Linked DNA regions of Homo sapiens: region 2 is linked to region 1. A link is an interaction called in ENCODE POLR2A ChIA-PET data of the cell type or tissue named here. Cell type or tissue: K562. All regions are shown on one strand. Links, peaks and the distances in the headings refer to the core of each region. The heading gives the core; the rest is flanking DNA.

Region 1 (5,376 bases), core at 76-5,075:
TGCTGATAATTACCGAAATTAGCTAACAAAGAGGCTCAATAAACTACTTCAACTTTTGAATATGCTTAAAATTTTCCATAATAAATAGGTAAAAAAAAAAAGTGTGAGTTGCTAATAAAAAACTAAAGAAACCACATTTTGGCTTTTACTATCAGGCAATCATGTAGCAAAAAATTAAAGGGAAAAACATTTTTTTGCTGGTTGTTTTTTTTTTTTGAGAGAGGTTCTACTCTGTCACCCAGGCTGAAGTGCAGTGGCACAATCTCAGCTCACTACTATCTCCACCTGCCAGGCTCAAGCAATCCTCCCACCTCAGCCTCCCAAGTAGCTGGGATTACAGGCACACACCACCACACCCGGCCAAAGGAAAATTTTAAAGTAAACTTCAGGCGAACTTACCACCCCTAAAAAGCAAGTAGAGGTGTCTATGTGACATGCAATGGCTTAGGTGGATTGTAAATTTATAGCAATGACATTGCACATATAGCATGTAGCTCGATTTTAAAAATTGTGGCCATGGCAGACACTGTCAGGCTCCTATTGAATTTCATTCTCCTCTGATTTCCTTACTTATATAACCCTATTTAAGTTTATAAAACGTGTTCAACTAAAAAATTCATTTTACTAATTTCTCTTGTAGCTAGAAAATAGTATTGAGCAATAGCAATTCTTATCGAAAAATTATAGAATTAAATGCTTATATTAGAAGAGAGAAAGGTATCAAATTAATGACCTAAGCTTCCCCACCTTAAAAAAAAAAAAAAAAAGAGTATACATCCAGGAAAAGAAAATAAAATTAAGCTCAAAGAAAACACAAATTAATAAATGACCTAGAAAGCAAATACAATAGAGAAAAACAAAAAAAACCCACCAAAATCCCAAGAGCAGTTTTTTGTTTTGTTTTGTTTTTTGTTTCTTAAGAGACAGAGTCTTACTGTTGCCCAAAGACTGGAGTGCAGTGACTACTCACAGGTATGATCATAGCACACTACATTCCTGAACTCCTGGGCTCAAGCAATATTCCTGCCAAGCAGATGGGACTATAGGCACATGCCACACCCCAGCTGGTTCCGTAAGATCAATAAAACTACTAAGCCTCTGGCCAGACAGTCGGGGGAAAAAAGGGAAGCCACAAATTCCCAAAAACAGAATTAAGAGAGGGGACAACTACAATCTCTACATTCATTCATGGCATCACGAGGGACTATAATGAACTCTGACAATATAGTAAAATGAACAAATCCCTAGAAAGATACAACTTGCTAAAGCTTATCCAAGAAGAAACAGATACCAAGTAGTCACGTATCTACCGATAAGATTGAATTTGTAGTTTAAAATTTTCCACCAAAAAAAAACTCTAGGCCCATGTAGCTTCACTGGTAAATGTCATCAAACATTAAGGAAGAAATAACAACAATTCTACAGACACTACTGCAGAAAACAGAAGAGGAAGAAATACTTCTCAATTCATTGTGAGGTCAGCATTAACATGTTACCAAAAGCAGAAAACGACATTATAAAGCATTACATGGAAGAAAGGAAACAACAACAACAAAATGCTCTCAAAAAAACTATAAATCAAGCAGGAGAACTGCTTGAGGCCAGGAGTTCGAGACCATCCTGGCCAACAAGATTTCTATACTATCCCTTAGGGCTTTTCCTTAAATAGGCACTTTATTATAGGTGATAACTGAAGGAAGTGTTCCTCACATCTTCTAAAACTATTTTTAGGCTGGGCATGGTATGGTGGTTCATGCTTATAATCCCAGCACTTCGGGAGGCCAAGGGAGGAGAATTGCTTGAGCTTAGGAGTTTGAGATCAGGCTGAGTAACATATTGAGACCCTGCCTCCACAAAAAATAAAAAATTAGCCAGGCATGATGGTGCACACCTGTAGTCCTAGCTACTCAGGAGGCTGAGGCAAGAAGATTGACTGAGCCCAGGAGTTCAAGGCTAGCAAGTTTTTTTTTTTTTTAAAGTTCTCTCAAGGCTGCAAAGACTACAGTGAGTTAATATCATGCCACTGCAGTCCAGCCTGGGCAACAGTGTGAGACCACATCTCAAAAAATACAATACAATACAATAAATACAATACAATACAATAAAAATGTTGCTAGGTGTGGTGCTCACACCCAGAATCCCAACATTTTGGGAGGCTGAGGCGGGAGGATTGCTTGAGGCCAGTTTGAGACCAGCCTAGACAACATACGGAGGCCTCCGTCTCTACAAAACTTTAACAGCTTAGCTGGCATGGTGATGCACATCTGTGGTCCCAGCTACTTAGGAGGCTGAGGTGGAAGGATCGCTTGAGCCCAAGAGGTGGAGGCTGTAGCGAGCCATGATCACACCACTGCACTGCAGCCTGAGAAATGGAACAAGATCCTGCCCAAAGAAAAAAACAGGACGGGCGCGTTAGCTCACGCCTGTAATCCCAGCACTTTGGGAGGCCGAGAAGGGCGGATCACTTGAAGTCAGCAGTTTGAAACCAGCCTGCCCAACAAGGCGAAACCCCATCTCTACTAAAACTACAAAAATTAGCCAGATGCAGTGGTGTACGTCTGTAATCCCAGCTACTTGGGAGGCCAAGGCAGGAGAATCGCTTGAACCCAGGAGGCGAAGGTTGCAGTGAGCCAAGATCACACCACTGCCCTCTAGCCCTAGCAACAGAACAAGACTCTGGCTCAAAAAAAGGAAAAAAAAAAAACCAACAAAACAAAACTATTTTTATCCCTACTGCTATCAAAGCCAAACAGCCATGAAAACCAATGTGAGATTGCTGTATCTTTGCAAGTTCAGTCTCTTATTTGCAACCAATCTTGATACCAATTATCAAACATGTCTACCTAGTAATAGTATATTCTAGAAATTAAGTATAGAAGTAAATTCTAGGAGGGCCAGAGAGCCAGGCCCTAAAGCTATATTAACCAATAAAAATGCTCAACTATACCATGACAGTTGTTTCAGCAAAAACAAAAAACACCACTTCCAGCCGGCTGTGGTGGCATGTACCTGTAGTCCTAGCTATTCGGGCAGTTGAGGTGAGAAGGCTGCTTCAGCCCAGGAGTTCTAGGACAGTCTGGGCAAAACAGCAAGATCCCACTCCAAAACAAAAAACAAAACACACAAAAAAACCAACCACTTTCACTGCTATTTAGACCTGGATATCAGAAGCCCTCCCAGAGCTGCCCCTCAGGAAGTAGACACCTTTACCACTAGGCTTGCCAGGTCAGTCCTCCTGCCCAACCTATTCACATTGCTTCCTTCTAAATCCAGATCCTGGGGCATCTGCCTGCACTCTAGCTGCAAGACAGACTGGCAGGAGTATGAGTATCATGATTTCACCAAGAAGATGGAACTCTCATGTGGGAAATTATCAAAATATAAGGAGGATATCTAAGATGCTATAGCCACAGTGATAGTTGTCCACTAGTTAGATTATCTTTACCATCTTAACATCGAACATTTTATATAAGATGCTTATGACCAATTACATTTATTTTCCCATCACCACCTCCTAATTATACTTACTGAACGGGCACATTTTTTGGGGGGACTGCTAGAAAGTCCATCCAGTTGTCCATGTTCACCCAGAAATCCCGTCACTTGGTCCAAGAAAGAAGATACATCTAACTGGTGCCATTCTACTAGCTTCTGACCTAAGGATTAAAAACCAAGATCTATAAATAAATATAATATCTAGAATCCTTCTGAACATTCTCCAGGATCTATAAATATAATACCTAGAATCCTTCTGAACACTCTCATTAAGTATCTCTTTCAGCATATGCATAGATTAAAAACCTGGATCTATAAAGGTAATATCTAGAATCTTTCTGAACATTCTTATTAAGTATCTCTTTCAGCATATGCATAGATTAAAAACCAGGATCTATAAAGGTAATATCTAGAATCTTTCTGAACATTCTCATTATCTCTTTCAGCATATGCATACATTAAAAACCAGGATCTGTAAATATAATATCTAGGATCTTTCTGAACATTCTCATTAAGTATCTCTTTCAGCACATGCATAAAGTGTACTGTAAAGACATATCCTCTCCACCAGCTTATGCTACATAGTGTCTTCATAACCTAGAAGTCACATCAATTATACTCACCTAACAGATTCCCACCCGTAATGATAGGGCAACTATCTTATCTGCTGCTATCACTTACTGCCATTTAGGAAGAAGAGATTCAGACAAAGCAATATCTATATAAAACACCATCAATTAATAAAACCAGCTCCACCCTCTGCTTCTCAGGTGGGATTACAACTAGTATCTGGGCAATCTTAATATTTTAATGATAAAAAAAACTTTTGTCTTGTTTTGTTTTTTTGAGATGGAGTCTCACTCTGTTGCCCAGGCTGGAGTGCAGTGGCGCGATCTCGGCTCACTGCAACCTCCACCTCCCGGGTTCAGGCCATTCTCCTGCCTCAGCCTCCCAAGCAGCTGGGACTACAGGTGCCCGCCACCATGCCCGGCTAATTTTTTTTGTATTTTTAGTAGAGATGGGGTTTCACCGTGTTAGCCAGGATGGTCTGGATCGCCTGACCTCATGATCCGCCCACCTCGGCCTCCCAAAGTGCTGGGATTACAGGCATGAGCCACCACGCCCAGCTGGTAAAAAAACTTTTAAAAAATCCCTTAAAAAAGGTAAGATGAACATATCAGTTATTCTTCAAAAGAACAGAACTGCACAAACATAAAATACTACCATCTCCCAATGTTGCCAGAAAAAGATGTCCTAAATACATACATCAATAGATGTTTAAATAATTATAAAGGGAAAAAAACGAAACCTTCACCTAAATTACTGCAATTCTGAAAACAGATCCAGTCAAATATTAAAGATCAATCATTTAGGTAACTGAAAGACAAGTAATAGGTTAAAAGCTGCGTGCTGATATAAATCTTACCTGTCCGTGGGTCCAATATGGAAACATAGGGGAAATCCCCTAACTTATAAAACTGTATGTATCTCTGACCTTCCTCACTGTCATGATAAACCTGTTAAATCATTGATATAAAAAAAAAAGTCAGCCTCTAAGAAAAGAACCAACTATAACCTTCTTATACACCAACATCAATTAGCTCTCCAAATATACCTCCGGCCTATGTATTAAGATCTCACTCCTACACTAAAAAGAAAATAAATCTGGTTTGAACTCCTTCAACTTCCCACTTCCAGCACTCTCTGGAAATTTACCATAAACATATTGACCCATTCCTCCTCCTTTCCCAGTTCAGATGAGGTATTATTCTTCCTGCTCAAGTTATCTGTCAACTATGTCATTCATAACTCTCAACCATATACATCTTAATAAATCACAATATATTAAGATTATGGGCCAGGCATGGTGGCTCACGCCTG
Region 2 (5,376 bases), core at 77-5,076, 56 kb after region 1:
ACTACAGTTAGAAGAACATACCTTTTTTTTTAAGGGGGGGCTAATAAAACAAGTTTGACAAGTTTACGATTTAAACTATTTGCAAACTTGTTAAAAATGGGCTTTTTGGGACTGGGTGCAGTGTCTCATATCTGTAATCCCAGCACTTTGGGAGGCCAAGGTGGGTGGATCACCTGAAGTCAGAAGTTTGAGACCAGCTAACACCGCGAAACCCCGTCTCTACTGTAAGTACAAACAAAATTAGCCAGGCATGGTGATGCGTGCCTGTAACCCCAGCTACTGAGGAGTCTGAGGCAGAAGAATCGTTTGACCCCGGGAGGTGGAGGTTGCAGTGAGCCAAGATTGCGCCATTGCACTCCAGCCTGGGTGACAGAGCGAGACTCCATCTCAAAAAAAAAAAAAAATTAAATTAAATTAAAAAACGGACTTATTTTGAGGCTCCGATATTGTAGGCAGCAGCAGGGTGGCTTAATCTAATCCAGTCATCTATACTCCATGACAGGAGTCCTACTTTGTTTCTCACCACATGAACCCCCTTCTAAAACATCCTTTATCTGTCCTTCTCTCCATCTGTTTTACACTTGCTACTGAATGGCACCAAACGGCCTTCCTTAACCCAGCTGTGGCACACAACTTATGATGGCCATTTTCATGCTGCTATCTCCTAGTTTATACTCTAATGCACATTGTCTACACTACTCTCAGTGCCAAAAGACGGACAGTGATCATCTCTTCACTACCATCCAGAAACCAAAGTATAGCAGTCACAGAGACTTTTAAAAACAATCATCATCATCCCTCTATAGAAATGATAGGGACAAGAGGTTACTTTTCGGTTCCACATTTTCCCCAGCAATGATACCAAAGTAAGCTAAACTATTTGCCAAGGATATGGGAGTGGATGACAGTTGTGAGAAATAAGCTGAAATTTTAACCTCAGTCTCTAATCCTGGAGTTTTTAAGCTTTCAAATATCGAAAACATTTTTAAATGCATACCAGAAAAAACTGAGTACAGAGAAATCGAATTACTAAGTTAGGGGACAGATAAGGCAAACATTCATTAGTTCACAAAAGGAACCAATGGTGCAGGAAGTAGTGCTAATGGTGGGAAATGCATGCGCCCAGGAGCCAAGATGCCAGAGTTCCAGGCCCTGTTCTGCCATCACCTAGGCCAGTACTACCCAAATGGTAGTCCTTAGACCAGCTATCTCTTACTAGTCTGTGACAAGATAAAAATACAAATTCCAGTGGAAGCATTCAGAAACGTTTACAGCAATTTGAGAGAGTAATTTTATGTCTGTTGAATCTCATAATTAAAAGTTGGGGCTTGAAAGATTTATGGATAGTGGCCGGGTGTGGTGGCTCATGCCCATAATCCCAGCACTTTGGGAGGCTGAGGCAGGTGGATTACAAGGTCAGGAGATTGAGACCATCCTGGCCAACATGGTGAAACCCCCCCCCAGTCTCTAGTAAAAATACAAAAAATTAGCTGGGTGTGGTGGCAGGCGCCTGTAGTCCCAGCTACTTGGGAGGCTGAGGCAGGAGAACAGCTTGAAACTGGGAGGTGGAGGTTGCAGTGAGCCAAGATCGCACCACTGCACTCCACCCTGGCAACAAAGCGAGACTCCATCTCAAACCAAAAAAAAAAAAGATTTATAGATGGTAAGTTATTACATGAAAAATGCCCCAAATCATTAGTCACCTGAGAAATGCAAATTAAGACCACAATGACATACCATTACACACTTATTGAAATGGCTTTAAAAAAAACAATGGCCAGGCACGGTAGCTCACGCCTGTAATCCCAACACTTTGGGAGGTTGAGGCGGGCAGATCACTTGAGGCCAGGAGTTCAAGACCAGACTGGCCAATGTGGTGAAACCCTAGTCTCTAGTAAAAATACAAAAATTATCCAGGCAAGGTGGTGCACGCCTGTAGTCCCAGCTACTTGGGAGGGTGAGGCAGGAGAATCGCTTGAACCCAGGAGACAGAGGCTGCAATAAATCAAGATCACACCACTGCACTCCAGCCTGGGTGACAGGGTGAGACTCCATCTCAAAAACAAAAAACAAAAAAGCCCAGGCGTGGAGGCTCACACCTGTAACCCCAGCACTGTGGGAGACCAAGGCAGGAGTTTGAGACCAACCTAGGCAGCACAGGGAGACCTCATCTATACAGAAAATTAAAAATTAGCTGGGCATGGTGGTGTGTGCCTGTAGTCCCAGCTACTCAGGAGGCTGAGGCAGGAGGATTATTGACCCCAGGAGCTTGAGGCTGCAGTGAGCTATGATAACACGGCTGCACTCCACCAGGGGCAAGAGAATGAGATCTTGTCTCAAAAGAAAAAAAAAAAAGACAATTAAAAATACCAAATGATGGAAAGAATGCAGAACAACTGGAACTCTCTTTTATTACTATTTTTTAATACAGATGTGGGGGTCTCTCTTTGTTGTCCAGGTTGGCGTCAAATTCCTGGCCTAGAGCAATCCTCCCGCATCAGCCTCTCAAAGCCACTATACTTTCCAAAGTGACTTTGGAAAGTCACTATACCAGAAAGTCACAAATTATTTGTCAGCTTCTTAGAAAGTTAATATAACTATTATTATATGATCCAATAAACACACTCCTAGGTATTTATCAAAAGATATTCACACACTTGTACACGACTGTTTTTGGCAGCTTTATTTATAATGTCCCCAAACTGGAAAGTGTCCTTCATTTGATAAATGCATAAACAAACCACAGTACAACCATACAATGGTATACTATTCCCCAATAAATAGGAAGGAACTACTAACCATGACAACATGAATGAATCTCAAACACAATAGTTTAAGAGCAAGAAGCCAGACTCAAAAGGTTACATATTGTGATTACACTTACATGACATTCTGGAAAACAGGAGACTAAAAACAGACTAGGCTATGGGCAGCCCAGCCCGCCAAGTCCTCGCCTGGCTGCATGCCAGCCTGATCAAGCCATAACCAGAGGACACAACAGCCCAACCTAGCGGGGCCAGTCACCACCTGGTCTGGGGATCATCTCTACCACAAGCGGCTGAGGCACAGCTGCCCTGGGGAGGGCGGAAGGCCAGGCATGTGGGCTAAACTGGCAGGTCACCGCAACATGTAAGTGTTTCCACGCCAGCAAACATTTACTGAGTATCTACCACGTATAAGAACATTGGCAACAAGCCCTCCAACAAGCCGGTCCCTGAGAGGAGCATGTGGACAGTGCCTGTGTGGGCCAATGGACCCTCTGTGGAGCTGGCCCCCTCATCCGCTCCAGATTGTGGCCTGGCCACTGTGCCTCTTTTCTTGGCTGTGATGGGGCTTGGGGTACTTGTTCCCCTCCTGCCTGACCATTAGGTGCCAGCTGGCTTCACTGTATCCTTGGGAAACTGTGGAGCTGGGTCATGGAAGAGTGGGGACATGGCAGAGGCCTGAAACTCAGCTCAGAGCCTCAGGGAGCATAAGGTGGGGCATAGCAGGACAATCCCAGTCTTGGAGACAAGTTGCTTATCTGCCTGGCCTCCAACCCCCATCTGACTTATCCACTTGACAAGGTGAGTGGATAAACCCAAAGTACCTTGGGGCACTTAAAGTCCTGCATGGATGTGAATTTTATCAACTCTAAGATTCTGAAGCACCACAGGGACAGAAGAGAGCCATCTTGAAGCTAATTGTGTTAGCTAAACAAAGGACTAATTAGAGACTAATTATTCCATTTACAAAATAATTTTTCACTTTTTTTTTTTTTTTTTTTGAGACAGAGTCACACTCTCTTGCCCAGGCTGGAGTGCAGTGGCAAGATCTTGGCTCTCTGCAACCTCTGACTCCCGGGTTCCAGCGATTCACCTGCCTCAGCCTCCCGAGTAGCTGGGATTACAGGTGCCCACCACCATGCCCGGCTCATTTTTTGTATTTTTAGTGGAGACAGGGTTTCACCATATTGGCCAGGCTGGTCTCAAACTCCTGATCTCATGTGATCCACCTGCCTCAACCTCCCAAAGTGCTGGGATTACAGGCATGAGCCACCACACGTGGCCACTCCTGATGCTTTAAGTGCCATGATACTCTCCTGGTTTTCCTCCTACATCTTTGGTTTTTCCTGAGTCTTCTCTGCACTTTCTTCTTTGCAGTCCCCCGGATGTTGGTGTTCCTTCAGCATTGTGTCCTGGAGTCTACTATTTCCCACACTACACTCCCTCCTGCAAGATGCCATCCTTTCTCTTTTCCTAATTTTTTTTTTTTTTTTTTTTTTTTTTTAAGAGACAAGGTCTCTCTCTGTCACCCAGGCTGGAGTATAGCAGCAGGAGCATAGTTCACTGCAGCCTCAAAGTTCTGGGTTCAAGCAATCTTCCCAAGTCAACCAGGATTACAGGTGCACACCACCAGGCCCAGTTAATTTTTTTTTACTTTTTGTAGAAACAGGCTCTTTGCTATGTTGCCCAAGCTGGTCTTGAATTTCTGGCCTCAAGCAATCCTTCCACCTTGGCATTCCAAAGTGCTGGGATTACCGGTGTGAGCCACTAGGCCTCGCCTCATCCATTTTTATAACCTTTTTTTTTTTTTTTTTTTGAGACAGAGTCTCGCTGTCGCCCAGGCTGGAGTGCAATGGCGTGATCTCAGCTCACTGCAACCTCCGCCTTCCAGGTTCAAGCAATTCTCCTGCCTCAGCCTCCTGAGTAGCTGGGATTACAGGCACACACCACCATGCCCGGCTAGTTTTGTATTTTTAGTAGAGACGGGGTTTCACCATGTTGGTCAGGCTGGTCTCAAACTCCTGACCTCAGGTGATCCACTCGCCTCGGCCTCCCAAAGTGCTGGGATTCCAGGTGTGAACCACCGCACCTAGCCCCATTTTTATAACTTTAACTGCCATGAATATGACAGATTTCTCACTCTTCTTTCTAGACCCAAATATTCATCTGCTTCAACAGCTCCATCTGGAAGTCCTATTAGCAGCACCTTAACTTATCCAAAACTGAGCTAACCATCTTCTCCCCACACCTTTCTGCTATTCCATACCTTCATAAATAGCACTGTTACATACCTAGGTGTCCAAAACAGAATCCTAAACTTCATTTTGACTCTGATTTCTTCCCATACCTTTTGGAGTCCACTTCTCCGCCACTAACTTTTTTCAGGACACCACTATCTTTCTTGGGTTAATATAACAGCCTTCTACTGATCTCTGTGCCTATCTCTTCTCCATTATAGCCAAGTAACTCTTTCTTTAAAAAAAAAAAAAAGGTCAAATCAGATGTAACTCCTTTTTTAATAAATAAAATTTTAATACATTTTGTAGAGATGGGGTCTCACTATGTTGCCTAGGCTGATCTCAAGCTCCAGGCCTCCCACCTCAGCCTCCCA

The links. ChIA-PET counts read pairs that join two places held together with the same protein. Peaks named below come from ENCODE experiments on the same cell type or tissue, not always from the same donor. Only the 100,000 strongest peaks of a DNase experiment are listed, where the experiment ranks them.
Region 2: POLR2A ChIA-PET joins it to region 1 with 5 read pairs; 9 of 35 experiments call an interaction of 5 or more read pairs at or near these places.

The regions. Positions count from the first base shown.
Region 1 is chr3:196,364,500-196,369,875 of GRCh38, forward strand. It overlaps UBXN7 (UBX domain protein 7), which reads right to left. Exons shown (of 11, transcript NM_015562.2): 7 at 4,922-5,012; 8 at 3,529-3,656. Among named protein-coding and RNA genes, the nearest start is that of TM4SF19-DYNLT2B, 29 kb to the left of the region's middle. In K562, for the core only: no CTCF peak of the experiment used is centred there; no DNase peak of the experiment used is centred there.
Region 2 is chr3:196,420,142-196,425,517 of GRCh38, forward strand. The region is part of intron 1 of UBXN7 (UBX domain protein 7); the gene reads right to left. It also overlaps the pseudogene ZDHHC1P1. Among named protein-coding and RNA genes, the nearest start is that of UBXN7-AS1, 8.6 kb to the right of the region's middle. In K562, for the core only: no CTCF peak of the experiment used is centred there; a DNase peak (open chromatin) is centred at 3,010.